Regions from separate parts of the Homo sapiens genome. Here region 1 is linked to region 2. Evidence: read pairs that join two places in POLR2A ChIA-PET (ENCODE). Cell type or tissue: GM12878. All regions are shown on one strand. Each heading gives the region's core, and the rest is flanking DNA. Links, peaks and the distances in the headings are about the cores only. Region 1 overlaps OSTM1-AS1 (OSTM1 antisense RNA 1). Region 2 overlaps AFG1L (AFG1 like ATPase).

Evidence for each region. ChIA-PET counts read pairs that join two places held together with the same protein. Peaks named below come from ENCODE experiments on the same cell type or tissue, not always from the same donor. Only the 100,000 strongest peaks of a DNase experiment are listed, where the experiment ranks them.
Region 1: POLR2A ChIA-PET joins it to region 2 with 11 read pairs; 2 of 35 experiments call an interaction of 5 or more read pairs at or near these places.

The regions. Positions count from the first base shown.
Region 1 is chr6:108,154,270-108,162,609 of GRCh38, forward strand. OSTM1-AS1 (OSTM1 antisense RNA 1) reads left to right here. Exons shown (of 2, transcript NR_145458.1): 2 at 1,933-5,126. Among named protein-coding and RNA genes, the nearest start is that of NR2E1, 7.6 kb to the right of the region's middle. RefSeq lists enhancers at 3,568-4,466, 5,566-6,067. In GM12878, for the core only: no CTCF peak of the experiment used is centred there; no DNase peak of the experiment used is centred there; H3K4me3 peaks cover 858 bases; H3K27me3 peaks cover 657 bases.
Region 2 is chr6:108,441,720-108,450,059 of GRCh38, forward strand. AFG1L (AFG1 like ATPase) reads left to right here. Exons shown (of 13, transcript NM_145315.5): 8 at 5,495-5,577. Among named protein-coding and RNA genes, the nearest start is that of FOXO3, 120 kb to the right of the region's middle. In GM12878, for the core only: no CTCF peak of the experiment used is centred there; a DNase peak (open chromatin) is centred at 3,692.

The sequences.
Region 1 (8,340 bases), core at 250-8,249, 290 kb before region 2:
AACCCTGTTTCTGCTAAAAATACAAAAATTAGCCAGATGTGGTGGCATGTGCCTGTAATCCCAGCTACTCAGAAGGCTGAGACAGGAGAATTGCTTGAACCTGGGAGGTGGAGGTTGCAGTGAGCCAAGATTGTGCCACTGCACTCCAGCCTGAGACAGAGCAAGACTGCGTCTCAAAAAACAAACAAGTGGCCACTGTGTGTTATTTCTGGGATCTTGACTAAACACATTGAGGCTGGGCTATGTCTCTTCTGTTTCCCTCTCCAAGAACGAGTTAGAAGATTCCATCTGGCCAGGCGCGGTGGCTCACACCTGTAATCCCAGAACTCTGGGAGGCCAAGGAGGGTGGATCACCTAAAGTCAGGAGTTCGAGACCAGCCTGGCCATCATGGTGAAACCCAGTCTCTACTAAAAATACAAAAATTAGTCGGGCATGGTGGTGCATGCCTGTAATCTCAGCTACTTAGGAGGCTGAGACAGGAGGATCACTTGAACCTGGAAGGCAGAGGTTGCAGTAAGCAGAGATCGCACCATTGCATTTCAGCCTGGGCAAGAGAGCAAGACTCCGTCTCAAAAAATAATAAATAAATAATACATTTTTAAAATGAAAATTCCATTCTCTTATTGATTTAAATCTAGTCGACCTCTGGATAAGCCCTTCCCTTTGGTTTATTACTACCATATTCCAAATCTAGTGCTGTACTTGTCCCTGCTCCGCAATTATCAGCAGTCAGATTTTTGTACTTTTCTGGCAACCTAAGCTTAGGGGTACCAAGATCATCCTCCTGCCTTTCCAACAGTGTTTGCTCAGCCTGCAAGTGTAAGAGGGGAAAAAAAAAAAGAAAAAAAAGAGGTTTAATTATAATCACTTCTCCAGGGACTGCTTTCCTCTAATGATGTCCACATCAAGTGACTCCAAAATAATTCTTCATTCTAAAAGAGAGTAATTCTGGCCGGGTGTGGTGGCTCACGCACTTTGGGAGGCCGAGGTGGGTGGATTGCCTGAGCTCAGGAGTTCAAGACCAGCCTGGGCAACATGGAGAAACTCCGTCTCTACTAAAATTACAAAAAATTAGCCAAACGCGGTGGTGCGTGCCTGTAATCCCAGCTACTTGGGAGGCTGAGGCACGAGAATTGCTTAAACCCTGGAGGCAGAGGTTGCAGTTAGCCAAGATCGTTTCACTACACTCCAGCCTGGGCGACAGAGCAAGACTCTGTCTCAAAAATAAATAAATAAATAAATAAATAAATAAATAAATAAATAAATAAATAAGAGTAATTCAAGGCCTTGAATATCAACCAGAGTGAGTGACAGAAAGGCTTGATACCAGTATGTCACTCACACCTTTCATGGGTAGACCTTTCCAAAATCACCCAGTGTCCCCCTCTCTGAAGACCTTCATCTGTAAAACAGAAATAAGAAGCAACTGTGCTGAATGTTCTTAGAAGGTGTGGTCATAAACTCTATTAATAGACAGTAGAGCCTGTTGTTAACTCTGTCTAAATCTACACATTAATTTGGAAGTTTCATCAGTCTGACTCATATTTTCTTTTTTCTTTCTAATAATTCAGTATCCCAGCCTTTACACCCTCACTCAACTTCTGGCATGGACATGCTCAGCATTGCCACACTTGCCAATAAAGGTAAAAACTATACAATTTTTTGGCAGGCTTTAATAACTTTCATAATGAGCTACCATTCCTGTCATTTATTTGATTTGAACTTGCAAAGGCATCAGTAAATTAAAAGAAAGCATACTGAGATTTGGTGGAGGAAAAAAATGTCAATTCCCAAATTGGTCTTTTGGGAATTCAAAATACACAATAGAGCAACAGCTGTTCTAGATTTCCATCAGAGATTAGCAGATAAGTTATTATTGAAATTCAAAGTTGTGACATCTTTAGATAAATATTTGCCCTTGATTTTCACAGCCTCTGATTCAACAGAAATCTGGAAGTGTTCACAGCTTGGCCCGGAGAAGATCGTTTTAAATCTACAGCTTTAAAATGTGGTTGAAAAGGAGCCCAGGTTGGATTCTGCCAGCAGGTCCGCTGGCCGCTGTTACCTCCCCACTGTCAACGCCTAGGTCTCTGCCTCCAGCCCTGTTTCAGCCTGTCCTTGAGGATTTGCTTCACCTCATTTACTGAGCTTGCCACAGATTCATTACCTGGCATCAGAGCTCCCCTCTCACTGAGCCTGCCCAGAGGGGTGCCAGTATACTAGCCAGATGCCGCTGGAGGGACTCCACAATAAAGCCTGGCTATTAAAGACTTCAACAGTCTCATAAAGTCACTTTGCCAGCTGTAGAGCACACAAGTGCCCACAGATCCAAGCCTCCTTCCTTCCCCAAAGAAACACCTTGGATAAAGTCTTGGAATATCATCCATTAGCACATGGCTCCAGCCAACACATGAATTCCCTTACACCAGCACATGGTCTCTCTTTCCTGTTCATTCACTTTGGAAGACAGTCCTTGAAATGACAAGGCCTGGAGTGTCTTGTACAACCACCGCCAATCCGGTTTCCAGCAGAGGCTTGTGGGCTAGGGAGTGTATCGATTTGTATTGTTAAAGGAATTTCCTGCTCCTCTCAGTGTCAGCTGAAGAGCCCTCTGCAGTCATTCTCCTATTTTGAGAGAAGAGAAACAAGAGGAGACGAACTCCTGGTTCCTTCCTACGGGGTGTATAGACCAGTGACAATGTTAGTCCTACAATTTGGATTTATTTGTTTGTTTTCTAATCACCGCCACTTCTCCAAGTACAAAGTCTGTGTCTATAATTAGATATCTTCTACATGTTACACCGGCAAGTCCATCTCATCATTTTACAGAGGGATGGTGACTTCCTTTAGCGCCCCATACTGACCGCGGTCCCTCACCTGCTGACTGATTGACTTATAAATCTGCCCCCCACCCACTTGTCTGTCCATTGAAGGCAAATTCGCCATCGGGAACACAGTAGTTTCTCAATAACTATCTAATGCATGGCCACCCTTCCCAGGATTTAGAATATCAAAGGGACGTGTTCTTTCCTCCCAAATCACCTGCCTGCGCTTCCCCCAGCCGGGTGCCCCAGCCTTCACCTCGGTCCGGCCACCACCTCATCCCGCTTCTTCGCGGCTTCCAGGCCTCGGGCTGGGATCTCAGCCCCTGCCTGTAGGTGCGGCCCAGAGGGTGCGACACGCGTCGGAGCGGGGCAGCGGAGGAGGGGACAGGGACGCGGCAGCCACACCCGCATCTCTTTCCCCTCTCGGGCATCCCCGAGGGCCCTTCTGCCTCCAGTTCCTTGAGCCCCCGAAGCCCCCCATGCGGCAAGAGCGAGTCGCAGGAACAAGTGGGGAATCTTGGCCGCGGCCCCCTCCCCCGCCTTATAAAAAAGAAATTGACTTTTGTTTGGAGTTTGTGAAAAGTGGGGCTCGGGGCCCAGTCAATGGGGCGCCCCGCGGCGCGGGCTGAGTGGAGCTAGCGCGAACCGCTCAGCCGCGGCCCCAATTAATCCGCCCTTTGTGCGGCCCGCCCGGCCGCCCCCGCCGCAGCCGCACCAGCGGCCCATTGTTCGGCCTCGCCGGGCCGCGGGATTTACCCTTTTCAAACAGCCGGTTTTGTCCAGGGCAGTTCGAGCGGAAGTTTCTCACTGACAATTTGCCCCAAATAGATAGATTTGTCAGAAGCGACCTTCGGGAAGGAAGCAAAAAGCCACCGGCCCGAAGGTTGGGCCCAAAACAGGGACTCTGCGTCCCACCCGCGGCCGCGCCGCCCCCCCGCGCCCCCGGCCCTGCAGTCCCGAAGCCCCGCGGGGGTCCAGACCACTGCACCTGCTGAGCCAGACACTCCGCGGACCTGACCTCCGTTTTACCCATCTGTAAAATGGAGCAGCTGGGCGCTGGCAAGCCGTAAGTCCAAGAGCTTTGGCTCCACCAGCGTGTACGACGCTCATTTCCTTTCTCTCTCCCCACACCCTTTCCAAAAACTGTAAGCCAGAAAACCTGGCCAGGCCTCCGCGACGGCGAGAAACGGTCTTGAAGGTCGGTCGGTCGCCGTAATGCGGTCCGGATCGTGCACGTGCTGTTTCGCCACTGCCCTCCGGCTCCTCCTTAACAAAGATGTCAACCGTGCTAAATCACAGGTGGTGCCTTTGTAAGACCAGCTATTGTCCCCTCATAAGTCAAGATATAAAACGCTTTGTACTGAATGGCCCATGATCTGGAGCGCTCAACTTGGGAGTTGAGCTGTTAGATTTTCTTTTCCCCACCCACCAGAGCCACTCTTCTCCCAAATGACCTCACTTAATAAGCAAAATTTAAATGGGGTGGGGGGGGACTCAACATGCTGTGGATGAAAAGAATAGTTACTGATTTCTTCACACTTAATGGCATGTAGGAGTCTTTTAAAATACAGTCTCATACCAAACAGATCTGTGAATTTTAAGCAGAACTGAATTGTATTAATCAGTTGATGGGTTTGTTCATCTTCTATCACTAGATGAGAAATACAAAGGTTGGGAATCCACAGCGTCTAATTCTACTGTACTTAAGCAATCTCTCCCTTTAGTCCAGAAAATTTCCTACTAGTTGCACATGAGAGAAAAATTGAAGCAAAAAAAAAAAAATCTGTTTTTTGTTTATCCATCAGGTGAATACACACTTCAGCATCATACAGAGGAAACCCTAGGTGGTCTTTAGCAAGATTTCAGTGGTTAAGAGCTACAATTTAGAAAAGATGACAATACATACACAGTGTCAATAGTATTTAAACAAACATCCCAGACAACAGAATAATGGTTATTAACTATGATGCTTTGGGCTTCTGACTAATTTCCCATGTCTGTCTGCAGCCAAACAGCTGCAGGATTTTTCCCCCTTTAAAAACTGTTTGTGCATCATTTTAAAAATTGCATTTAACAGCCATATTCTCCAGAGCAGTCCCTCTGTGTGGAACTGAAGTGAATGGTTTAGCAATAGCGATGAAGCCAGTAAGTAGTAAGAATGTCTTTCATGCCAAAAGAACTCTAACCACTCTGCTAGAAATGGGCTACATTTTTACTCTCTGAAATGTAGAAGCTGTCTGCTACTGTATGACCTTCAGTATGGTTTACATGTCTAAATAAATGGAATTATTTAACCCTGCTCACACTTGCACTAGTGTTTTCAAAATTGATTAAGTTGTGCAACTGTACTAAAGTGTACCTTTCTTGGGGTTTGAAAATATTAAAGAAATCAAGAGAGGGTAAGATTATTTTGCAAAATTGCTTTCTCACTCTTCCAGATAAATATTACATTTTAAAAATTACTTGGTGATCCAAAGATTAAAATGAATGCATTTCTGTACACTCCAAATATGCAATTCCAATGATTATTTAGCTACTGCAGCTGGAAATACATATATTTAGGGATACAGATATGTACAATTATGAATACTTGGGTAATTACACATTGTAACTAACTATTAATGCATGGACTAAAATCAAATTACCTCCACTGTTTTCATTGTTATTTAGTACTTAACAAGTATCCACTTGGCACTAAAAGATGGTCAAAATATATCAAACAATGTCAGCCTTCCAAAAAGGTATCAAAATACTTATATCCTAGATAGATACACATATGTTGTATGTAGTGCATGTTGGTGTTTCAAATATCTCATTATTTAATGTCCTGATCTGATAGAAATGTTAGATTTCAAATCACTGTTTCACCTATCCCAACAGTTACACCTGAAATTTTAGAGGCTAAGGAGAAATGTCTGCAACCTACCTCCTCAGTTGTGAACTCCTGTACCTGAAAGGCCAAATCCTCCTCCTCCCAGCAGGCAATCATCTTATGCCCTGAAGCATGAGATCTGATTACCCCTATCATCATCTTAGCTTGCATAGATACAGATGTTATTAACGGCTGTAGTTTATCCAACCCTTTTTTAAAACGCAGCTGCAGCATTTGACTTGGGGACCTCCTGTGAATCCCACTGGTTGACTCCGTCTTGCACAAAGCACGTGGGGTTTGGGGGAGGGAGAAGAGAGAGGGAGGTTTGTTTTGTTTTGGAGGGTTTTTTTTTTTTTTTTTTGAATCAGAGTTCCCTAAATAGCCACTCGGCATCTTTGTAAGTGATGTGAATTCTGAAATTACTTACTAGAATAGGACAACAGAGTACTGTGTGAACTAGATCTGTTGGAAACAAAGCATAGTAGAATGTATGATGCTTTTCACTTCATTGGCAGAGATCAAATATGTGGTCCTGATATACTCATCCACATAATAAAGAATTGTAGCTTATTCTGAAATATATTGGCCACATTCAAACTGGAGTACCTGGTTTTACATAACAATTGTTTCTACAAGTGTTGAAACAGTAATCTGGATAAAGTAGGTCCTAAAGCTGCTGTGAAGGGAAGACAGGGACGTTTTTAAAATCTGAAAGGCCTAGATTGGCAATCCAGGCAGATCAAATTCAGCGATTAATTGGTCAATCTAATCATTGCCTTTTTCTCAGCATCTATGATTTGTGTCTCTAAGTATTGCTCCTGTAGGTCATATCATCCCTTCTATAAAACAGAGAGGACACCTCACAGGTTTCCTATACCTTGGAACACAGCAAATTTTAAGTACTGGCAGAAAGGGAATTTAGAAAAAAACCCTGTGAAGTAAAGGAGGCTGACGTTGCACAAATACTGAACTATAGTTTCAAGATGCACAAAACACTGTTCTTAATTCTAATTACTTCACTAGTAAGTAAGTGAAATTGCTTTAATTGGAGCTTCTAGAAGCCCTTCTGGGAAATGAGAGGTAGCTGGATGCAGTAGAATGCAGTGGAATGAGTATTTCAAAGAGCACTGGACTCAGCATCAGGAGATATGGGTTCTGGGGATGATCTCTGTCTCTCAGTGAGTAAGCAAGGACAAGTTGTCTCTAAGGTTCTCACTTTCCTCATCTATAAAATGACTACATTAGAGGAGTGCCTTGTAACTTATGTGCTCTGTGATTCCACGCTAAATGGAAGCCAAGTTAGACTGTGTAATTCACAGGAAATTAGGAGGCTGAAGAAAGCTTGGCAGCCAGTATCTCCCTGGATGTAGTCTGTGTTCTGCTTTCTTGTTTCTCTAGTCATTCTTTTGTTTTCAGAAAGCCAAAAATGACCTGCACTGCTTCCCAAGGTTTGGAGATTCAGAGGACCTGTCCCTGTTCCCTTCCTACCCCATTGCTGGGGCTGAGCAAAAATGAGCCCTTCACCTCAAGCTTCAGTAGCTTTCATTGAGTATCATCAGGCAGGTTCACTCATACATTCCACATTTACAAAGCACCACTATGTGCCAGGGTGCAAGGGACTAGAAAGATGTTTCTACTTGATTATTCTTGGAGCCAGAGAATGTCAAGATGCAGCGGGACTCTAGAAGCCTCGGAGTCTCAGCCTGACTTTAGAACTGAATTTTTGTCCAACCAAGGGTGTGAATAAATGCAAAGACATGACTTGTTATTTGTTAAGGTTGTGGGGTGAGGGGGGTGGTCACACAGAGCATTGTCTCCTTGTTGTTAGCAGCGTTCATCTTCCTACTTGTGGGGAGTAACAGACTACTTTTGGCAATACAGTGCTCAAAAGTGTCAAGAAAAACCCTGCAACTCAGGACCCACTGGATTCTAGAGAACAAGCGTCTCTTTTCTGGATTGTTCTTGTTTATTTGGGGGGTAAATTTGGATAAGAATCAAACAACTTGTAGAGAGATCCACAGCAGAATCAAGAGCAAGCCTGCAAACACTGTTTCTTTCATTTGGCACTTAGCAAGCACCTACTATGTGCCAGACACTGCTCCATGACCCACCTCCTCTCTCACCATCCACTGGGCAAACAACAGCCATAGGTTGAATTATGATGTGGAAGCAAATGCAAATCAACTTCCTCCTTCATATAAACAAACAAACAAACAAACAAACAAAAACTTGTGTCAGAATGTTTTTGGATACTAAACATCAAAACTCAGCCAAGCTCAGCTGGTAGGTTTTCCCAGCGATTTCCTTGGTCTGAGCATCTCTTAACTCTGCATATCGGTAAGGGGAATGGTATTTTAAAGGAGTGACTCTCTAGAGGTTGAATGGCCTCTGTGAGGGGTCGATCACAGGGGATTGGGGAAGGGGTCTCTTTAACACCAATTCCATCAGCTCTGCTAGCTGATGGGAAAGCTTGTCCTTTCACCTTCGGTATTTTAATTTAGAAGAATGTGTGTGTGTGGAGGGGGTGTTAATGGAAAAAATGTCACCGTTTTTAGAGAAGCTAGTGAATGGCAGGGCTAGCAGTCAACCTCAGATAGTCTGAAACTTTGAGGGGTGCTCTGTACCCCTGCCTCTCTCATACA
Region 2 (8,340 bases), core at 134-8,133:
TATATATATATAAACTGAGTGTTAGTATTTTTCAGACAATTAAGTGCTAACATCTAAGTGCTTTGGTAATAGTTCTTTTGCTGCTGATTAGGTATTCCTCAGTGGTGATTAGTGAATGTACAAATGCAATCATTTCGTAGGTCTTAATCACTCATATGATCGAGAAGTTAGTTACCCAGAAAGAGAAATTGAAGCTGTATAACTTTCATTAGCCTTATTTTTTAATAGCAAAAAATAAGAAAACTTTTTGACTAAATTAGGAATACTGAGTCATATAAGATAAATTGTAGTTTAAAAGAAATAGAGAACCTGGCAAATATATTTATATGACTGTATTGTGACACTGTATTTGATGTCTGTAGTAAAGATAGCTTATGAAAAATTGACCATTGCTTACCATAGTAGGGCAGGTTTTTCTCAGGGAGATTGAGTAAGACATGTTCCCTGCATAAGGACATTTTTCCTTCTTCTTTTTTTTTTTTACTGGGTGACTGAGCTCTCGCAATTATAGCAGGAACAAGGGAAAGAAAGTATTTTTTCACATTTATGACATCAAGAAAAACACAGAACATCTTGAGGCAAGGGGAGAAATATATATTCATATATCTCTTTTCTTCTCAAGAAGTAATGTAGTATATATATAAAACACAGGACATCTTGAGGCAAGGAGAGAGTAGAATGCATGTTTTTGGGCAATGCTGTATTTTCCTCTGGTGGGATTGGTTATAGGGCCCAGGTCCTAAAGGAGAGGCCTGGGGAGTTGGGTTTGGACAACTTGGAGTGATGAGCTAGGGATATCTGTATAGAGACTCCAACAGGTTGCTCATGCCAGCATTGCAGGGAGCCATGACTTTTGCTAGTTTTTCAGGGCTGTTCTTCAAATGTTAGTTCAAAAGCCTAGGTTTGTAGGCCTCCCTAGAGGACCAGCTTCTTGGGTGTTATTTTATGCTAATCAAATTCAGAATTGCTGATATATAATCAAAATGCTATACCTATACTAGCCACAACCCAGTCTTTGGGTCTTCACTCAGGGTAACCAAGCATCCCAGATTGTCTAGGATTGTCCTAGTGTTAGCACTGAAAGTTCTATATCCAGAAACCCCCCTTAGTCTTGGGGAAACCCCTCATTTCCAGGGGATTGTTGGTCACCTATTTTACTCTCCTGAGCCCCTTAGCACCTGCAGCATGGGAGGAGGGGAAATGCAATCTATGCCCTGGATGCAGATGATAAACAGCCCTCAGCCCTTGCGTAACAGTACAACCCAGGATGCACTTTCAGGGAGGAAGAACATTGCTACTTCTCAAGTGTGCCCAGATATTGCTGTTCTGATTATCTCTTGCTGCATAACAAATTACTGTAAAATGACTGTAAAAGAGGTTTAAAAAACATTACTTTATTCTCTCCTGGTTTCTGTAGGTCAAGGATTTGGTAAAGGCTCAGCTGGCAATTCTGGCTCCCTCAGTAAGAGTGGCTACAGCTAGAACAGCTGGGGACTGTCAACACCTCTGTCTTCATGTCATCTCAGTGCCTCTCCAGGGCCTCCTCTCTCTGTATGGGATAGTTTAAGCTTTCTCACAGCATAGTAGCCTCCAGGCAATTAAATGCTCAACTGGCACTTCAGAGTTCCGGAGCAAGCATTCCAACCAATAAGAAGCTGCCTCAAGTGTCACCTAGGATATTATTGCATAGACCATTTCCATCATAGTCACAACATTCAAGGAGTGGGACATAGACTTCACTTCTTGATAACTGGAATATCAACATCACATTGTAAGAAGAACATGTTGGGATGGAGAGATTATTTTACAATGTACAAGTCTTAAAACCCACCACAATTACGTTGGTTCCGAAGGTTTGAAAAATGCAGTTTTTGACTGGGCGTGGTAGCTCATGCCTGCAATCCCAGCACTTTGGGAGGCTGAGGGGAGCAGATCACTTGAGGCCAGGAGTTCGAGACCAGCTTGGCCAACAGGGAGAAACCCTGTCTCCACTAAAAATACAAAAATTACCGGGGCATGGTGACACATGCCTGTAGTCCCACCTACTTGGGAGGCTGAGGCATGAAAATTGTTTGAACCTAAGAGGAGAAGGTTGCAGTGAGCCAAGATCATGCCACTGCACTCCACCCTGGGCAACAGAGTAAGACTCTGTCGAAAAAAAAAAAATTGCATTTTTTCATTAATAAAAATAGTGATGTTGTTAAAATATATTTTTCCCATGAATTGCCATTAAGACAATTTTCATTTTGAATGCAAACAAAATGTCAGCCTATAGTTGTTTCTTGACTTGTCCTGAAATCCCTTAGTCACCATTCTTCTACTGAAGTGAATATCTCCCATCTATCTATCTATCTATCTATCTATCTATCTATCTATCTATCTATATCTGCACAGGCATACCTTAGAGATATCGAGGGTTTGGTTCTAGGCTACTGCAATACAACAGTATTGCAATAAAATGAGTTGCAGGAAGCTTTTGGTTTCTCAGTGCATATAAAGGTTATATTTATACTATACTATAGTCTATTAAGTGTGCAATGGTATTATGTCTAAAGAAAACCTTAATTAAAAAAATACTTTATTGCTAAAAATGCCAATAATCATCTGAACTTTCAGTGAGTGGTCATCTTTTTGCTGGTCTTGCCTCGATGTTGATGGCTGCTGACTAATCAGGATGGTGACTGCTAAAGGTTGGAGTGGCTGTGGCAGTTTCTTAAGATAATGTTGAAGGTTGCTATATAGATTGACTCTTCCTTTCACAAAAGGTATTTATGGCAGATATAGCCTTACAAAATGTATTTCTTAAATAATAATACTTACAAGTTGAAATTACTTCTTGATTCATGCATGGGCTGCAGAATGGATGTTATGTTAACAGGCAGGGAAACAACATTTATCTCCTTGTGCACTTCCATCAGAGCTCTTTGATGACCAAGTGGATTGTCATGAGCAGTAATCTTTTGAAAACAATCTTTCTTCTAAGCAGTAGCTCTGAACAGTAGGCTTAAAATATTTAGTAAACCATACTGTAAACAGATGTGCTGCCATCCAAGGGCTTTGTTATTTCATTTATAAAGCACAGGCAGAGTAGATGTAGCAAAATTCTTAAGGGCCTTGGGATTTTCAGATTGGTAAATGAACATTTGCTTCAACATCAAGTCATCAGTTGCATTAGCCTCTAACAAGAGAGTCAGCCTGTCCTTTGAAGCTTTGAAGCCATGCATTGACTTCTCCTTTCTAGCTATGAAAGTCCTAGTTGGCATCTTCTTCCAGCAGAAGGCTGTTTCATCTCCAGTGAAAATCTGTTGTTTAGTGTAGTCACCTTCATCAATGATCTTAACTAAGTCTTCTGGATAACTTGTTGCACCTTCTGCATCAGCACTTGCTGCTTTACCTTGCATTTTTATGTTATAGAGATGGCTTATTTATTGAAACCTCATGAACCAACCTCTGCTAGCTTCCATCTTTTCTTCTGCAGCTTCCTCACCTCTCTCAACCTTCATAGAATTGAAGGGAGTTAGGGCCTTTCTCTGGATTAGGCTTTGGCTTAAGAGAATGTTGTGGCTGTTTTGATCTTCTATCCAGATCACTCAAACTTTTCTCCATATCAATAATAAGGCTGTTTTGCTTTCTTGTGGTTCATGTGTTCACTGGAGTAGCACTTTTCATTTCCTTCAAGAACTTTTCCTTTTCAATCATAACTTAGCTAACTTTTTGTTGCAAGAGGCCTAGGTTTTTGTCTGTTGTGGCTTTTGTCATACCTTCCTCACTAAGCTTAATCATTTCTAGCTTTTGGTTGAGAGTGAGAGATGTGTGACTCTTCCTTTCACCTGAACACTTAGAGGTCATTGTAGGGCTATTAATCGACATAATTTCAATATTCTTGTTTCTCAGAGCATAGGGACACCTAAGGTGAGAGAGAGAGAGAGAGAGAGAGAGAGAGAGAGAGAGAGAGAGAGAGAAACAGCCAGTTGGTATAGCAGTCAGAATGCAAACAGCATGTATAAATTAAGTTCACCCTCTTCTATGGGTGCAGTTTGTGGTACCCTAAAACAATTACAGTAATAGCATCAAAGATCACTGATCACATAATATGTGATCACCGATCATATAATTAATGACATAATTTTTAAAAGTTTGAAATACTACAAGAATTACCAAAATGTGATACAGAGACACAAAGTGAGCACATGCTGTTGGAAAATTGAGGCCAATAGACTTGCTTCATGCAGGGTTGCCACAAACTTTCACTTTGTAAAAATTGCAATATTTGAGAAGCACAATAAAGGGAAACACAATAAAATGAAGTATGCCTCTCATCTATGTAGAGATACACACACACACACACACACACACACACACACACACACACACACACACACACCCCTACATATATTCCTCTCATTGCCCCCAAAATCCAACTGACCAAGAAGATAGGTGTTGCAAAAGTACATTTGCTCTCAAAGTAAGAATTTGGGATGTGTGTGGTGTATGTGCTTGTGTGCACATATGCACCCTGGGGGAATGGAAAGAAAGGAGCACTTGGGAGAAGAGAAGGGCATTAGTGGCACAGGGTGACTCGGGTTGAAAGGAGGCATCCACAGCAGGAAAGCGCACTGAAATGTTGGTGGCCAGAGAGGAAACTAAAAGGGAGACATGGGCAGTGGCAGCCATTTAGAAGCGAAGGATGGGCATACCTACGACATCATTCTAGTTTGGTCATTTGGTTTAAAATGTGGACACTAATGTTCTGGCCCAACTCTCTCTCTCTCTTTTTTTTTTTTTTTTTTTTTGTGTGTGTGTGAGACAAGGTCTTGCTCTGTTGCCCAGGCTGAAGTGCAGTGGCACGATCATAGCTCATTGCAACCTCCACCTCCCAGGCTCAAGCAATGCTCGCAGCTTAGCCGGCCAAATAGCTGAGACTACAGGCGTGTGCCACCACGCCCAGCTAATTTTTGTATTTTTTGTAGAGATGGGTTTTGCTATGTTGCTCAGGCTGGTCTCAAACTCCTGGACAAACACAATCTGCCTGTCTCAGCCTCCCAAAGTGCTGGAATTACAGGCGTGAACCACCATTGTCCACTCCCAGCTCTCTTATGCTGCCTCTGCCCTCCTGTGGTGCTTAAGACCCATGAGTTATTCTTTCTGGTAGCCTCTAGTTTCTCACTCCAGGGTATTAGAAATTGGGCTATTTTAAAAAAAACCCAGATGAAGTTATTTGGGGAATTTGCTGACAGCACTTTTTAGGCAATGTTTCAGAAAACATGATGCAAATTTTAATTTTTTTAAACTGATATTTCAGTGGCTTGATATATTTAATATTGCAACTTTAGTTTTATGAATCTTGCATGAGTTCTGTTGTTTTCTTGTCATCTCATTATATTAGTTTTTGAGCAAACATTTGAAAAATTTTAAAAATGTATAGTATAAGGGAAGGATTGTAATTCTGAGCCACTACTTGTTTAAAAAGGCACTTCATTTGTTTGGATTGTAGGAATATTGTAATACAGTCCAGCTAGATTCTGGGATAGATTACCGGAAAAGGGAACTTCCTGCTGCAGGAAAACTCTACTACCTGTAAGTGTTTCTAATTTTTAAAGTTTAATGTCTAATCGTTAATCAGAAAAAGAACATAAAAATAAGCAGTTTAATTATTGGAACGTGAAAGGCTGGTTCTGAAGCCCATGATTTTTAAATTGCAAATGTTCTCATGTTAACTTCTTCAACCCGTGTCTTTACCATCCATATTTGCATCATTTATAATGTGTGATTGGACAAAACCCTAATTAGTTTTTTGGGGTGGAATGATGACAGATGGTTAGAATGTAATGAGTATCCTTTTATAAGAGACTCTATTATTACGAGAATATCTTTAATGTGTGAAGTAATTAATTATTTGTGGATATCATCTGACAAGTGTGCCATTTCCGTTCCCCCCAAAATTGTTGTTTTATTTGTCAATCTGTTTGTATTTATCATTGTTGATTGACTTCCATATATAACTGATCTACAATATATATACACAAATACAACTGGATATATTTTTGTCTTTTAAAAGCTAAGATGCTCCTGAGTAGGAGCGATTTATAATAATAGGTGTATTCAGCACGTGCAGTTAATACTGAAAAACAAATATAGTTTGTTTTAAAATGTCCTTTGTGAGAACGTGAAAAGGAAAAAGTGCTTTAAAAAAGCAAACTTGTTTAGTATATGCCAACAGTGTTGGGCACATAGCAAATTCTCAGTAAATAGATCTGTCTAAGGACTAATTGTAATTTAACTAAAAGGCATGTTTCTGGTAATTTAAATTTTGATGACAACGTGCATTTGAGAGGTTGAGAAAAGTTCTTGTCTCTGCCACCTTGTAAGCAGAAGTACTTTACTGTTTTTGAAGCAGAAATTAGCTAGAAAAATCACATAATTAAAATTGCATACTTTACAGTGTACCAAGGGGACTATTTTAGTTTATTATTCAGATCCTGATGATTATTATAGGAGATTCTTCATTTGTCCTCAAGTACTTTGTCTTTAAAGTACTTTATAATTTTAAAAAATTCATAGAGCACATTTTTCTGCTTTAACTTGGACTTTTTCTTCCCAGTTTCTTTTATGTTTGTGTTTACTGGATATTTTATTTTTCTAATATTCACAGCCTTTCCCTGATTTTTTGCTACCTGTGTCTTGATATTCCAGATGTATGGTACCAATGCATTAATTAATTATTATTCTCTTTATTCTTTTTTTAAAGGAGGTAATTCTTGTTCTCTGTTTTTTTTCAAAAAGTGTATCCTCATGTGGAAAAATAAAAATATTTTCCTGATGGGGAGTTCCTTAAATAAAGATGGTAGTCTGAGTCTAAATTATAAAATTTGTTTCATAGTGCCAAAGAGGTCTTGGAAGTTACTGGAGGTGAAAAGGCTACTTTTGCTTGGAGCGTAGCCATTTTTTGTCTCTGACTTACCCTGTGTTACCCCTTCCTTTTCCTGATAAAAGTAATAGCATTCTAACCCAGTGAAGTTCAGTTTTGATCTTTAAAAATATGCTAGAGGAAAACCAACACTAACAATGTCCAGAGTCCAGGAAACCAGACCTACAAAGGACACCAGGAAACTCTGGACCAGCTTTCCTGAGAAGTATATAAATTCAAAGGCCAGGCACAATGGCTCATGCCTATAATCCAGGCACTTTGGGAGGCTGAGGTTGGAGGATCACTTGAGCCCAGGAGTTTGAAACCAGCTGGGCAACATAGGGAGACCCTGTCTCTACAAAAAATTTAAAAAATAGTGGGTGTGGTGGCACCTGCCTGTAGTCCCAGCTACTTGGGAGGCTGAGATGGGAGGATCGCTTGAGCCTAGGAGGTGGAGGCTGCAGTAAGCTGTGATCATACCACTGTACTTCAGCCTGGGCGACAGAGCAAGACCCTGTTTCAAAAAAAAAAAGTATATATATATATATATAAGTGTATACATATACACTTACATATATACACACATATATATACACAGACATATAGATATATATAGATAGATAGATGTCTATCTATTATCTATCTATCTATCTATTCATTTAATCCTCAAGGAAGATAAATTTGTTCCTGAATTTAACATCCAAAGGGCTTGACCATAGTCAAGAATAGAAAGCCTGGGGGCACCCCTCAGTCAGAGGAGAAGGCAGATATGTAAGTATCCCTGAAGAGAATTAGCAATTAAAATCATCTCAGAAGTGGGAAAATAATATGAGTTACTAAGACAGGATGCTAGAGATGTGTATTATATTGTTTCACATGAGGACTTGGGTAGAACTTCTTTCATGAAGATTTTCTGAGGTTATGTTAACATTTGATTTAATTAGGTTTCTTTTTATCTTGTTCTTGTAGAAAAACTTTTTTTTTATTATTATACTTTAACTTTTAGGGTACATGTGCACAACCTGCAGGTTTGTTACATATATATACATGTGCCATGTTGGTGTGCTGCACCCATTAACTCCTCATTTAACATTAGGTATATCTCCTAATGCTATCCCTTCCCCCTCTCCCCACCCAACAACAGGCCCTGGTGTGTGATGTTCCCCTTCCTGTGTCCATGTGTTCTCATTGTTCAATTCCCACCTATGAGTGAGAATATGCAGTGTTTGGTTTTTTGTCCTTGCCATAGTTTGCTGAGAATGATGGTTTCCAGCTTCATCCATGTCCCTACAAAGGACATGAACTCATCCTTTTTTATGGCTGCATAGTATTCCATGGTGTACATGTGCCACATTTTCTTAATCCAGTCTATCATTGTTGGACATTTGGGTTGGTTCCAAGTCTTTACTATTGTGAATAGTGCCACAATAAAC